3 separate regions of the Homo sapiens genome follow, and regions 2 and 3 are each linked to region 1. Evidence: read pairs that join two places in POLR2A ChIA-PET (ENCODE). Cell type or tissue: MCF 10A. All regions are shown on one strand.

Region 1 (5,000 bases):
CTGGCTGTGAAGGGTAAAAATAAGAGCTAGCACAGGCACATGGAGCTGATACGACGTCCCTGTTTAGGGCACAGTTCTTACCCAATTCCACGGACCGAACATTTTCTGCTCCATCCAGCTTTTAATGGCAGACCAGTTTCTATGAACTGAGGCTTCAGCCCTTGGAATGATGTCTCATTTGCCCGTCTCTTTTCTCCTTCTTAACCACTTAGGTACCACATTGTACAGTGCAGTGGGTGCAGTGGTTCATGCCCTGACTACGTCAGAACCCCTGAGAGCCTTGGCAGATTCTGAGGACTGAGCACCTCCTGCCTTTCTTCTCTTCTCTCCTCTCCCTGTTCCACTGTTCAATCTGAAAGGGGTTAGGGAGGATTGGTTGCTGAACTTGTGTGGTTTTAATAAAATAGCTTCAGGCCAGGCCCAGTGGCTCACGCCTCTAATCCCAGCACTTTGGGAGGCCGAGGTGGGAGGATCACTTGAGGTCAGGAGTTCGAGACCAGCCTGGCCAACATAGTGAAACCCCGTGTCTACTAAAAATACAAAAATTAGCTGCATGTAGTGGCATGGACTTGTAGTCCCAGCTTCTTGGGAGGATGAGGTACGAGAATTGCTTGAACCTGGGAGGCAGAGGTTGCAGTGAGCCGAGATTATACCACTGCACTCCAGCCTGGGCAACAGAGCAAGACTGTCTCCAAAAAAAATAAAAAATAAAACAGCTTCATGGGTAAATCTGATACCCAGCAAGTGTGGAGGCTACACAGGCAGTCAAAGGAGCACCCATCTTAGTCAGGAAACTGGGTTAACTTCTCAGCCTCACCACGCAGTGGCTCCGAGATTCAGCTTCCTCGTCTGTGAAATGAGATTGACACTTACCCTGCCTAGCTCATGGAGGTTTGTGAGGATTAAATCACATGAAAGCAAAGGGGAAGGCGTCATGTGCTATAGAAATGCAAGGTGTTACTCATTCCTGTGTTTGCCACTCCCGTGCCTTCACCCTTGCTTATAACCTGTCACCTCCAGGACTAGCTCACTGGCCAGCTGGTTTGTCTGTGGCTCTTGGGCCTTGCCACCACATTAATCATTTCAAGACACCACCTTTATCTGGCGGCCTTCCCCAGTAGACAGGCTCACCTTCCCCATCCAGCTTTCTCTCCCACTCAGCCTTGGCCTCTTTGTTGACCCTTCTTGCTTTTTCTCCTTGACCTCCTCATCTTTCTTGCACCATTTCTTAAAAGCTGTCTTCAGCTTCACTGTCTAACCGAGCACTCCCACCTGAATAACACTTGATCCAAATAACGTAATTATGAGATCTGTTATCTTGAATGGTTCCTTAATTGTCATATGTATTTGCTTCATTATTCTGCTTAATTTGCTTACTGAGGTCCAGGACTAAATCTAAACCATGTTTTGTTTTGTTTTTTGAGACAGAATCTCATTCTGTTGTCAGGACCAGAATGCAGTGGTGCGATCTTGGCTCACTGCAGCCTTAACCTCCTAGACTCAGGCAATCCTCCCACCTCAACCCCCTATGCCAGTAGCTGGGACTACAGGTGCACCCACCATGCCCAGCTAATTTTTTGTGTTTTTAGTAGAGACAGGGTTTTGCCATGTTGCCCAGGCTTCTAAACCATGTTTTAACTCTTTGTTATGCACAGCGCCTGGCCCGGTGTTAGGCACTAGACAAGAGCTCAGTAACCACTTGCTGAAATGGGAGAGCTGAGTGGTCAGAGCACCTTGAAGTCTGTGTAGCACTTGCATGTACAGTGTCCCTTTTCATCGTCACAGCCCTGAGAGGTAAATGGTGTGACTCTTCCCATTTTGCAAATGAGAAAAGAGAAACTTAGGAGAGGTTATGTAACATCAACTTTGTGGGCTGAGGCTGAGTGAAGACCTCGCAGAAGAGACCAGACCCAGCATGCTCCAGTAGCTCCACTGCAGGGGGTGGCTGCTTACGAGGACAGAGAGCAGAATTCAGACGACTCCAGCTGACCTACTTGGTGCAAGTCAAGTGAATACTAGTCGGGAGGGATTAGATGACTCAGCCTCTGCCTTCGTTGGAGTCAGGAAGTAGGCTTTGCAGTCCATTTCCTGGGGAATTTTCAGATGGACCAGTGATTTCATTTTCCTCTTCTAAAGCACCCCCATGCACAGGGAAAGGTTGTTCACGTGGCCATTTGGATGAAGCCAACGGATCTGATGTCTTAAAGGAGAAGCTGAAACAGCAGTGGAAACTTTCTAGGCCTGTTGGTATTAGTAATTTCATTCCTGGCCAAACATGAATGAGAAATCCTTCTAGTCCACTTTGACTGAGGCTAGAGTGTGGATTAACAGTGCTTTGATATTTCAGTATTGCTGCCCAGGTTGTGAAGGTATAAGCCTCATGCAGGTCACCTGCTCTTGCCTCCATTGTACCTATTGCCTAACTGGGATAGGCCTGGGGTGGGGCTGCTGAGAGCTGACAATGCCAGGCCAGGAAAGGCAAGCTAAAGACCAGCAGGCAGGCCTCGGGGTTGGAAAGCTACACAGTAAACGGGTGGAGTACCAAAGCTTAGTTGTGTGTCTAGAGAATTCAGGGTGTGGTGAGTGATCAGCTCCTGGAAGAGCAAAGATTAGTATTTAATACATATGCATTTATTAGCGTGGCTGGGTCTCTCGTCAAAAATGTCATAATTTCACAGATCAGGATTTTAAAGCAAATAGAATTATTGATATATATCTCTTCCAACAGCCAATAAACATCCCGCAGAGAGGACAGCTTACGCATGGGCTCACACAAAGAAAATTGCAGAGTCTTTGCTTAAGCTACAGCCTGAAATATTAAAATTCTGATTTTCATGCGCTGTTAGAAATAGTTTTCAAAGAATTCCTTCCTCCAGCCCCATCACAACCCCTGCCCATGTGAGAGGTTAGGAGTAAATCATATGTTTTTTAAAACATTTGCTGAAACCTCCTCCCTTTTCCAAGTCTACCAAATTTTTATCTCAAAAAAAAAAAAAAGAAAGAAAGAAAAAAATGGGACTAATATGACAACAAGATTTTTACCTTCACAGTAAATAGTACAATTTAGCTGAGTAACTTGTGGAAGCTTGTTAGGTTGAAGTGACTCACTTGCGTAGATGAAGTTATTTTTAGAGATGTAATTTGTACTGTTTAGAAAAGAATAAAGAGATGGTAAAAGGCTAGATCGCTCATTATAGTTTACAGAGCTCATGAACCCAGCATCCATGCAAAAGATGACTAAGCAAGGGGTCGGTTGGTACTTTCTCTCAGAATTTTACAGATGTGAGTCATCCACTTTAGTCTGCAGACACAGCACCGAGATACCTGTGACTCAGCTCTCATTTAGAAAAAGCCCTAGAATTCAATTCTGATACACTTTTATAGTTAAGTAGTGAGGAAATTACATACTGAAGCAAAATATGCCTTTGTAACGCGCAGCCGTGGGATGTTTTTAGCAAAGACTGATTTATCTTCATCTCTGGCCTTTGAAAGAATCGACCTGTGATCCACGCTGGGTAACGTGCCCATTGAGCCTGCTGGTACACATCACAGTGCCCACCTTCTTCGTGTTTGGCTCACAACCCAAGTACTAAATTGTCCTCAATAGAAATCTCAGCCTCACCCTTTCTACACTTGGATGCCCCAGCACTAAGGCCCACTTCCTTTAACCAAATACATGTACATATATGTGTTCGTATATATGAAAATCTTCTGCCTAAAATATTAAAATTCTAGTTTTCATAAGCTGGCAGAAATAGCTTGCAAAGGCTTCATCTCCTTCACTCTTTACGTATGTTAGGGGTTAGAAGGAATAAAATCATGTTTTCCTACAGTATTCTCATATTTTTAGTAAACCCTGCACAAAACATACATACAGATGATGAGCATTATCTTTACACATTAGCAGACGGCAGAGTGAGCCCATGTTCTCTGTGCAGGGCCATTGCTTTGTTCTGAGGCGCAGGGCTCTGCTGGCCTAGTGACCCTCCCCGTGCAGCCTCATGCTTGGCTATCTCCCTCGTCACTGACACACACTGATGACATAGCCTGTTTGGAGTTAAGCCTCAGAACGTAACCTGTCCATTTATTCATTTATTTTTAGACAGAGTCTGGCTCCATCGCCCAGGCTGGAGTGCAGTGGGGCGACCTCGGCTCACTGCAACCTCTGCCTCCTGGGTTCAAGCGATTCTCCTGCCTCAGCTTCCCGAGTAGCTGGGACTACAGGTGCCCGCCACCACACCTAGCTAATTTTTGTATTTTTAGTGCAGACAGGTTTCACCATGTTGGCCAGGCTGGTCTCAAACTCCTGACCTCAAGTGATCCTCCAGCCTCATCCTCCCAAAGTGCTGGGATTACAGACGTGAGCCACTGTTCCCGGCCCATAATCTGTCCTTTTAAATATATGGAAAGTGGTCCCTTGTAGTTTGCAGACACATCAATAGATTATTCATAACCAACAAAGGATTTTGTTTATTATATTTGCCAAAGAAACATGGACATGGTTGCAAAAGCAAATACTTCACAAAGATGTATAATGAAAAGCAAGAGTACCCCGCCCCATGCCTGCCCTTTCACAGCTGCTTTTAACCACTTCTGGTGCTTCACGGTTGCCTCCGTAACCAGCTGACTGTTTTGTTCCTCACCTGCTATGTCTGTAGCACTATTACCAAGAGCGTTCGGGCATGCAGAGGTTAAAGTCTGGTCCTATTGTTAAGGAGAAAAGCCTTGTGTACCTTCAAGTCAACTCAGCAAACATTTGAGTATCTACTATGGACCAACGTCTAGGTTAAGCCATGTGGTCACAGAAATGGATAGCTACACTAAGGAGTTTGTACTCGGGTAAGGGAGACAGGCATGCAAACACTGCGTGGAAAATGCCATAATACATGTGTAGAAACCCCCTCAGAAGGGTTTTACACATATGTCCTAGAGCTCAGTCTTGGAAGTGCAATTAGAAATCTGGTAGGTAGATAAAGAGGAAAGGATGTCCAAGGCAGAGA
Region 2 (5,000 bases), 140 kb after region 1:
CAGCCTGGGTAAGACAGAGTGAGACTCTGTCTCAAAAAAAAAAAAAAGAAAGAAATTGGAGTGAAAAAAGGGAGGAGGAGAGGCTGTGATAATCCCACAGGGATTTGCTGAGCACTTCTGAGAAGCCAGGCACTGTTCTAGGTGCTAGGGATACAGGAGTGTGCATGACAAAGTCTCCACTCTCTAGCAGCCTAGGGCTTAGCGTTTATCCATCCACAGGTGGGCTGGCATGGGGTTGGGGAGTAAGAGAAGGAGAGAGGTGGGTAGAGCTGTGTTCCGTACCCCCTTCTCCATGCAGATCTCTGCAGTACTCACCCCTCAGGGGTACCGAGGGGGCAGTCCTGGCACCAAGGCCATAGAACATAGACCCTGGAGTCAGATACATTGGGAATCAAATCTGGGCTACCCCACCTGCTAGCTCGGTGACTTTGGAAAATTAACAGAACCCCTCTGAACCTCAGTTTCCTCATCTGCAAAATGGGGCGATGATAACATCTGCTTCCAAAAAACTCCTGGAAGATTGAATGAGATCATCTCTGAAATGCTTAACACTGTGCCCTGCACAAAGTAGGTGCTGGGTTATGGCAGCTGCAGTTGTTGTCTTACCCCCTCTCCAAGCTGACTTTCCTTCTTTGGAAATGAAAGGAATCTTGAGCCTCCAGGTGACTGAGAGACTCAGACCAGCGGGGTCTGTGGTTAGGTGTGTGAGCCTCTGCTCTCACAGTGTCTGAGAACATTACTGGTTTTCTCTTTCCTGCCTAGATTGGTCCCTGGCAGGTTGCTGTCCCTCACATCCCTCTCTTTCCGTGGCAGGAGACAGAGGAGCTGGAGGAGGAGAAGTCAGGCCTGCAGAAGGAGATTGCTGAGCTGCAGAAGGAGAAGGAGAAGCTGGAGTTCATGTTGGTGGCTCACGGCCCAGTGTGCAAGATTAGCCCCGAGGAGCGCCGATCGCCCCCAGCCCCTGGGCTGCAGCCCATGCGCAGTGGGGGTGGCTCGGTGGGCGCTGTAGTGGTGAAACAGGAGCCCCTGGAAGAGGACAGCCCCTCGTCCTCGTCGGCGGGGCTGGACAAGGCCCAGCGCTCTGTCATCAAGCCCATCAGCATTGCTGGGGGCTTCTACGGTGAGGAGCCCCTGCACACCCCCATCGTGGTGACCTCCACACCTGCTGTCACTCCGGGCACCTCGAACCTCGTCTTCACCTATCCTAGCGTCCTGGAGCAGGAGTCACCCGCATCTCCCTCCGAATCCTGCTCCAAGGCTCACCGCAGAAGCAGTAGCAGCGGGGACCAATCATCAGACTCCTTGAACTCCCCCACTCTGCTGGCTCTGTAACCCAGTGCACCTCCCTCCCCAGCTCCGGAGGGGGTCCTCCTCGCTCCTCCTTCCCAGGGACCAGCACCTTCAAGCGCTCCAGGGCCGTGAGGGCAAGAGGGGGACCTGCCACCAGGGAGCTTCCTGGCTCTGGGGGACCCAGGTGGGACTTAGCAGTGAGTATTGGAAGACTTGGGTTGATCTCTTAGAAGCCATGGGACCTCCTCCCTCATTCATCTTGCAAGCAAATCCCATTTCTTGAAAAGCCTTGGAGAACTCGGTTTGGTAGACTTGGACATCTCTCTGGCTTCTGAAGAGCCTGAAGCTGGCCTGGACCATTCCTGTCCCTTTGTTACCATACTGTCTCTGGAGTGATGGTGTCCTTCCCTGCCCCACCACGCATGCTCAGTGCCTTTTGGTTTCACCTTCCCTCGACTTGACCCTTTCCTCCCCCAGCGTCAGTTTCACTCCCTCTTGGTTTTTATCAAATTTGCCATGACATTTCATCTGGGTGGTCTGAATATTAAAGCTCTTCATTTCTGGAGATGGGGCAGCAGGTGGCTCTTCTGCTGGGGCTGACTTGTCCAGAAGGGGACAAAGTGCAATACAGAGCCTTCCCTACCCTGACGCCTCCCAGTCATCATCTCCAGAACTCCCAGCGGGGCTCCCTGAGCTCTCAAGGAGATGCTGCCATCACTGGGAGGCTCAGAGGACCCTTCCTGCCCACCTTCGGAGACGGCTTCTGGAGGAACGGCTTGGCCAGAAGACAGGGTGTGAGTGAGACAGTGGGGCACAGGTTGGGTTTGCCAAACGCCTAATTACCAGGCCAGGAAGCATGCCAACAAAGCCACACGGGTGTCCTAGCCAGCTTCCCTTCACCTGGTGTCTTGAGTAGGGCGTCTCCTGTAATTACTGCCTTGCCATTCTGCCCCTGGACCCTTCTCTCCGGACCAGGGAGGCGTCCCTCCCTAGGAGCCACACATTATACTCCAAGTCCCTGCCGGGCTCCGCCTTTCCCCCACCCTGGCTCTCAGGGTGACGCCACCCACAGAGATTTAATGAGCGTGGGCCTGGACCTTCCCCAGATGCTGCCAGGCAGCCCCTCCCCAAGCCTCAAAGAAGCATTTGCTGAGGATGGAGAGGCAGGGGAGGGAGGCGGGAGGCCGTCACTGGAGTGGCGTCTGCAGCAGCTGCTGCCCCAGCACCCGCTCAGCCTGTCCTGGCTGCTCACCTCCCCGCAGGGCACCGGGCCTTTCCTGCCCTCTGTGGTCATCTGCCACCTGCTGGATCAAGTGCTTTCTCTTTTACACTCCCCTGTCCCCACCCCAGTGCACTCTTCTGGCCCAGGCAGCAAGCAAGCTGTGAACAGCTGGCCTGAGCTGTCGCTGTGGCTTGTGGCTCATGCGCCATTCCTGGTTGTCTGTTGAATCTTTCTGGCTGCTGGAATTGGAGATAGGATGTTTTGCTTCCCACTGCAGGAGAGCTGCCCCCTTTCACGGGGTTGGGGAAGGGTCCCCCTGGCCTCCAGCAGGAGCACAGCTCAGCAGGGTCCCTGCTGCCCACCCCTCTGAGCCTTTTCTCCCCAGGGTATGGCTCCTGCTGAGTTTCTTGTCCAGCAGGGCCTTGACAGGAATCCAGGGAGTAGCTCCTGGCCAGAACCAGCCTCTGCGGGGCTTGTGCTCTGCAAAGACTCTGCTGCTGGGGATTCAGCTCTAGAGGTCACAGTATCCTCGTTTGAAAGATAATTAAGATCCCCCGTGGAGAAAGCAGTGACACATTCACACAGCTGTTCCCTCGCATGTTATTTCATGAACATGACCTGTTTTCGTGCACTAGACACACAGAGTGGAACAGCCGTATGCTTAAAGTACATGGGCCAGTGGGACTGGAAGTGACCTGTACAAGTGATGCAGAAAGGAGGGTTTCAAAGAAAAAGGATTTTGTTTAAAATACTTTAAAAATGTTATTTCCTGCATCCCTTGGCTGTGATGCCCCTCTCCCGATTTCCCAGGGGCTCTGGGAGGGACCCTTCTAAGAAGATTGGGCAGTTGGGTTTCTGGCTTGAGATGAATCCAAGCAGCAGAATGAGCCAGGAGTAGCAGGAGATGGGCAAAGAAAACTGGGGTGCACTCAGCTCTCACAGGGGTAATCATCTCAAGTGGTATTTGTAGCCAAGTGGGAGCTATTTTCTTTTTTGTGCATATAGATATTTCTTAAATGAAGCTGCTTTCTTGTCTTTTATTTCTAAAAGCCCCCTTATACCCCACTTTGTGCAGCAAAGATCCCCGTGCAGGTCACAGCCTGATTTGTGGCCAGGCTGGACAAATTCCTGAGGCACAACTTGGCTTCAGTTCAGATTTCAAGCTGTGTTGGTGTTGGGACCAGCAGAAGGCAAACGTCCAGCCAACACACAGGACTGTAAGAGGACTCTGAGCTACGTGCCCTGTGAAGACCCCCAGGCTTTGTCATAGGAGGTCGTTCAGCTTCCCCAAAGTCAGAGGTGATTTGATTTGGGGAAGACTGAATATTCACACCTAAGTCGTGAGCATATCCTGAGTTTTACTTCCTTATGGCTTGCCCTCCAAGTTCTCTCTCTCATACACACACACACCCTTGCTCCAGAATCACCAGACACCTCCATGGCTCCAGCTATGGGAACAGCTGCATTGGGGCTGCCTTTCTGTTTGGCTTAGGAACTTCTGTGCTTCTTGTGGCTCCACTCGCGAGGCAGCTCGGAGGTGTGGACTCCGATTGGGCTGCAGGCAGCTCTGGGACGGCACAGGGCGGGCGCTCTGATCAGCTCGTGTAAAACACACCGTCTTCTTGGCCTCCTGGCCAGTCTTTCTGCGAATAGTCCTCTCCCTGGCCAGTTGAATGGGGGAAGCTGCTGGCACAGGAAGGAGAGGCGATCCCGGCTGAGGCTTAGGAAATTGCTGGAGCCGGCTCCAAGCAGATAATTCACTGGGGAGGTTTTCAGAGTCAAACATCATTCTGCCTGTGTTGGGGGCCAGGTGTGTCACACAAGCATCTCAAAGTCAAAAGCCATCTGGGGCTGCTGCTTCTGTTTCTCAGGCTCTGGGGAAAGGAATCTCCCTCTCCTCTCACTTGATTCCAAGTGTGGTTGAATTGTCTGGAGCACTGGGACTTTTTTTCTCTTTTCCTTGATGGACCAACAGTGCAAATGCAATCTCGCCATTTAACTTTCAGGTCGATTTCCTTTCCTGATCAGACATCTTTGTGCCCCCTTTAGGAAGGAAAAGAATACACCTACGATGTGCCAGGCACTGTGTTAGGCGCTTTTATATAGATCCTCGTTAGGATGAGACTAAGGGATGAGGACATCTCTTTATAAAAGGCCCCTAAGTAATGGATAAACAGAAACACTTAGAGGTGAGAAGGTCTGTCTTCAAGATCCAAGGTAAGATTGCCTTCAGTCTGATGTTTGTTCTCAAGGACTTATCCCCTACAATATTCTCCCACTCCATACTTCTCCTTCTACCCCACCATGTGCTCCCGTGCACTCCTCAGATGGTCAGAGGGGTAACCCAAGTCCTTAGAGAATTTGGGGACCAATAGAATATGTGATGTGTGAATTTTCTTTAAAAAACTTAAGGAGTCTTTGCTACCTTCTGCTTGTTGAGTTGTTTTGGCATTCATATTAAAAGCCAGCATCTCACTATTTATTGACA
Region 3 (5,000 bases), 130 kb after region 1:
TGCTTTGGAGTGGCGCTTCTGGCCAAAAGGGCCCTGGCAGGGAAGCAGCTGGGGAGCCTGGACGAGGGCTAAGGCCTTCTCTTTCTGTTTCTTTCCTTCCCTGCTTCTCTTCCCCCTGGCAGGCAGCCAGGTGGAGGAGGATAGAGTAAGTCTTTCAAGGGAACCCAGGAAAGCGTGGAGGCTGAAGGGAGGCGAGTCACCTAAGACAGCATTTATAAACTGTAACGCTTTGGGAAATCACAACTTATTAGCAACAGTTTCCATTGTGACATAGTGGTATTTCTTCAGAGAGGAATGAAATGTCAGAGGTCAAAGTGATGTTCAACGCAGAACCTGTGAAGAATGGTTAAATTCCTTATGGAAGGCTTTGGGGAACATCCCAGGTTCAGTAAAAATACAGAGTATTTGCGTTAAACTGGACCTCAGTGGGGATGTGATGGGAGGTATGAGACAGATTGTGCCCTTATCCTTTTCTCTTCTTGGGAGCCAATCTTCTAGGATGTTGGAATTGTCCCTTTTCCATCCTGGGAATCTAAAGAAAGGGTTCTTAAAGGGAAAGAACCCAGTCCCTTCCTAGATACACTCAATCATACCTGCTTGCCTGGCAAGGCAGTTTACAGAGTCCACAGGGCTTCATGGCTTGAATGCTTGATAACCCAGACAAAAATCTATCTGATGGAGAATCGCCTGGCCAAGGGGCTGGGCCAAGAACCCCAACCCTGACTTCCATCTCACATACCAGTTCTGCCCACTCACGAGTCTCTGGGATAAGCCCTCGGCCCCATCCGGTCCTGTAGGGGCCCAAACCCTAGTTCCAATACCTGTCAGCAAAAAGCCATGGGTTCATAGCTGAAGCCAAGGCTCCAGTATAGAGTCTCAGGAGGCAGTTTTCCCAAATCAGCAACTGTTGTGGGGGGAACTTCTCTGACCTGCTGAGGTTTGGTGGCCCTAGAGGGTCCGTGTTTTCGGCCGTCTTTCTCATTGGCAGTGGAAGGAGCACACGCATCCTTCCCAAGCAGCCCGGTGGCACCCTAGCAACAGGGTACAGCAGGGTGATGGGAGTTTCCATGCCCAAAGACCACAAGGCTTGTAAGGGTTTGAACGTCGGCTCAGGGTCTGGAGGTTCAAGCTGATAAGTGAGAGCCCGTCTCCTCGGCTACCTGGGTTGGAGGAACATCTCAGTTCTGACTTTTTGCTTTCTTATTTCCTCTGTATTCGTTTCCCTCCAACCTGAGCATGGGAGATGAGAATGAACCTCTGGGACAGGGGTTGGCAAACTATGTCCTGAGTATTTTTCTAAATAAAATACAGTGGCACAGTCCTGCCTATTTGTTTACATGTTATCTAGGGCTGCTTTCGCACTGCAGTGGCAGAATTGAGGTGCAGCCAAGACCGTATAGCCCACCAAGCCTAAAATATTTGCTGTCTGACCCTTCACAGCAAAAGTTTGCTAAACTCTGCTCTAGGAGGTGGATGGGGACCACTATATCCTTTTATAGGCATTCTTGCCCACCCCGCAGTTGACAGGGTGACACAGTGAAATATTTGGAGGCTTTGCCAGGCTGGAATGCTACATAGGCATCCAGCATCTTCAAAGTGTCCTTGAGGAGGACATGTTGGCTACAGAGCCCCAGGCAGCCGAGTGAGGTTTTGGGTTACCTCTCCTGATCCCATCACTCCCAGCACACTCCTGGCATGCATGCAGCAGGTTTGAAACTGCCCTGTAGCCCCCAGCTGAGCAGCTCTATCTTGGTTTGTGTTTAGTGTTAACTCGTCCGTAGAGAACCACGATTTATCTCCAGTGTGACATGTGGCTGATTCTCGGGTCTATTGGCATAGAAGAATGCTAGGCTAACTTCTGGGACCACAAACTCCTAACTTCACCTCTTCTCTCCTACCCCAGTGTCTGAATAACACGTTTCTGAATAACACGTTTCTGAATAACATGCTGGGAGTTGAGACAAGACCCATCTGCCAGATCTAATTGAAACTTTTGTGTGTCTCCAAGAGAAGCTCCTCTTGGAGACAAAAGCCTTCTTTATCAGAGCCCCGGGCCCCTCTGGGGATGGGACATTGTTTTCCTTGCAGTTTAGAGCCAGTGTATTATCCAGATGGCTTTGCCTCCTGTCTGAAACAAGGTGTACATGCGTTTCAGAGGCAGTCATTACCTCCTGGCTGGTTTTTATTGCTGTCTTGTTTTGTCTAGACCAAGCCATTGCTGCGAGGAATCTGGCTGATGTATACCGGGGAGCACACACCACGGACCTGCCCTCCAGAGCGGGTGGACTAGAGGGCCTCAGAGGGGCTAATAGGCATCCACTTATTCTGAAGGGGTCTTTGTCCCTCAGCTTTGCTTCAGATTTTCTGCTGGGTTCCCCAAGCCTAAAACGGGAGCACTTTTATTTGTTGGAATGAGGAGTGACTTTCTTAGGTGCTTTCCTAAAAGGAAAGCTGACAGCTTCCCCATGGAGGAGGGAGTCATATCAAACCATTGTGCTGAATGCCTCAGGTGCATTTCAAACCCAGAACCTGGCTTGGGGAGAGAAATGGAATTTAAAAGTTGGGTGCTTCCCAGGAGTGGGTAGCTGGCACTTCTCCCCAGAGCCTCCTGGGCAGAGTACACAGGCACATCTAATGATGATGGTGGTGGTGATGGTGACCTTCCATTGGTTTGGAGCAATGTTTCTCAACCCTGGCTGCACAACAGACTCTCCTTGGGGGTTTAAAAAAAAAAAAAAAGCTTATCAGAGCCCTGCCCCAAACCAATTATTTTAGAGGTCTAATGGCGAGGCTCTGACATTAGTGTGTTTTTTACAAGCTCCTTGGAATATTCTAATGTGTAGCCAGGGTTGAGAACCACTGGCGTGCTTTTATAGCCTGTGATTACAAGTAGCTACTCATTTAATCCTCATGGCAGTGCAGTGAGTTTGATGAGTATTCCCCTTTACATCCATGGAATTGAGTCCTTGAGCCCAGGGCAAGGCACTCAGTGGCTAAGCCAGGCCTCAACCCCATGCCTCCTGACCCCGAGTGCAGTGTTGACTCCCCGCCCCTCCCATCCAGCAGCTCAGGAAAAAAATAGCTGTCTGGGACTTGGTGCTTCTACACACACTCAGCCATGCCTGCTGTTCTCACGACTCTGCCTACTCACAGCCCAGCCCCAATTGGCCATTTTTCCTCCTTGAAGATCATTTCCCACTTGGATGCTTTCCTGTTCACTGCACTCTTCCCTCCTTCATATGCACACACCTGCTGCTTTTCAGTCAGCGCCTGATAAAAAGCCCACTTTTCTTTGCCTTCAGAAATGCAACTCAGAATCTATCACCCTGGGCAGCTCTCTTCACGGGATCCCAGAATCCATTGTACTGGGTAACTTTCCTCCAGTATCCCAGAACCCATTGCTCTAGGCAGCTCTCCTCCTGAATCTCAGAATGATGCATTGCACCGGATAACTTTTCTCCAGAATGCCAGAAACCATTGTTCTGTGCAACTCTCCTCTTGAATCTCAGAATGCATTGTACTGGGTAACTTTCCTCCAGAATCCCAGAACCCATTGCTCTGTGCAGCTCTCCTCCCGAATCCCAGAATGCATTGTGCTGGGTAACTTTCCTCCAGAATCCCAGAACCCATTGCTCTAGGTGGCTCTCCTCCCGAATCCCAGAATGCATTGCAATGGGTAACTTTCCTCCAGAATCCTAGAACCAATTGCTTTAGGCAGCTCTCCTCCCAAACCCCAGAATCCATTGCACTGGGTAACTTTCCTCCAGAATCCCAGAATCCATTGTGCTGGGCAGCTCTCTTCACTGAAGCCCTTGGCCTGGGCCCCCGAGGTGGTCTGGTTGATGAGGCAGCCGTTCCAACATGCAGACTAGGGTCAGGCAGATAGCAGGGAATTGAGCAAGAAGGGGTCCCCAGCTCTGTCAGCTGTAGTGAGGTACTCTATGTGTTATTTACACAGCAGGAACCCTGATGTTGTGACAAGGCAAAGACAATGGTGGTGCCAGCTTCCATTGCTGCGAATGCTTCTATCCTAGTTGGTCTGATTGGACCAGCATAGGGAGGGTTCTACAGCATCCATGCTAATGATAGTGGGGTTCCATTCGGGGCCAGACAGACCTGTGGTACCTTCTTTGTGAGAGGGGAGGTCTATAGGGGATGACCTGACACTCTGTCTGAGGGCAGTGGGGGTGGATAACCAGCACTTAGGGCTGGATTTTGAGGAAGAAAGCAATGGAAAAGGAGCTTGTATACCACTGTGTTCAGGGGCTCTGGCCTCTTTGTCAGGCTGGACTGGGTTTGAATCCTGACCCCGCTGCTTATTAGCAATGTGGCCTTGAATAAGTTACTTAATCTCACTAAGCCTAAATTTCTGTCCCTAAAATGGAGCTAATGGTCGTTCTTCACTCAGAGAGAGAATTAGTGAGATAATCTAGGTAAGCCATGGTGTCTGACATTTAGTAAGTGCCCAGGAAGTGTTGTTAGCTATTGTCTTCATCTCACCCAGTTTTTAAGTGGGGAAGAAACTACTTGGAGAAGCTTTATGTGGACACAGGAGTCATCTGAAGATGAAGGTTCACCTGGGTTCCATTAGGGGGACTTGCCTCTGAAAAGCTGGAAGTAGGGGGCTCTTCTCTCCTTCCCGCTTCTTGCAGTTTCCAGTAGCTGCCTTGGAGAAAGGTCAGGACCAGCTGCTAAGGAGCACAGCCCATTTTAGTTTCTATACTCTGTCATCATCTTATATTTTAAATAGAATGCTTCCTGCAGCATGTTCCAGAGAGCTCTGCAACGTGGTCTGGGCATAAATTAAGAAGCGGGGAGAAAACTGCACTAGCAGCACCAGAGTTTCCCACAGAAACATCTGTGAACATAGATCAATGCCTATGTAGCTGGGTAGAGAGACACACTCAGCCAGTCTGCCCCAAGCAAGATGCTGATGATGGGAAGGGAGGAGGGACAAGGACAGCAAGGGATGTCTGGCTGCAAATGCCGCTACTTGTTAG

Evidence for each region. ChIA-PET counts read pairs that join two places held together with the same protein. Peaks named below come from ENCODE experiments on the same cell type or tissue, not always from the same donor. Only the 100,000 strongest peaks of a DNase experiment are listed, where the experiment ranks them.
Region 2: POLR2A ChIA-PET joins it to region 1 with 14 read pairs; 5 of 35 experiments call an interaction of 5 or more read pairs at or near these places.
Region 3: POLR2A ChIA-PET joins it to region 1 with 11 read pairs; 15 of 35 experiments call an interaction of 5 or more read pairs at or near these places.

Annotation. Positions count from the first base shown.
Region 1 is chr2:28,273,025-28,278,024 of GRCh38, forward strand. All of the region lies in intron 10 of BABAM2 (BRISC and BRCA1 A complex member 2), which reads left to right. It overlaps LOC124907745 (a long non-coding RNA gene), which reads right to left. Exons shown (of 2, transcript XR_007086254.1): 1 at 1-5,000. Among named protein-coding and RNA genes, the nearest start is that of BABAM2-AS2, 35 kb to the right of the region's middle. RefSeq lists enhancers at 1,704-1,813, 2,412-3,611. In MCF 10A, no CTCF peak of the experiment used is centred here; DNase peaks (open chromatin) are centred at 2,077, 2,447 and 3,257.
Region 2 is chr2:28,411,117-28,416,116 of GRCh38, forward strand. FOSL2 (FOS like 2, AP-1 transcription factor subunit) reads left to right here. Exons shown (of 4, transcript NM_005253.4): 4 at 814-5,000. The coding sequence ends at 1,332. Among named protein-coding and RNA genes, the nearest start is that of FOSL2-AS1, 19 kb to the left of the region's middle. RefSeq lists enhancers at 1,925-2,529, 2,530-3,134. In MCF 10A, no CTCF peak of the experiment used is centred here; no DNase peak of the experiment used is centred here.
Region 3 is chr2:28,398,515-28,403,514 of GRCh38, forward strand. All of the region lies in intron 1 of FOSL2 (FOS like 2, AP-1 transcription factor subunit), which reads left to right. Among named protein-coding and RNA genes, the nearest start is that of FOSL2-AS1, 6.3 kb to the left of the region's middle. In MCF 10A, no CTCF peak of the experiment used is centred here; a DNase peak (open chromatin) is centred at 147.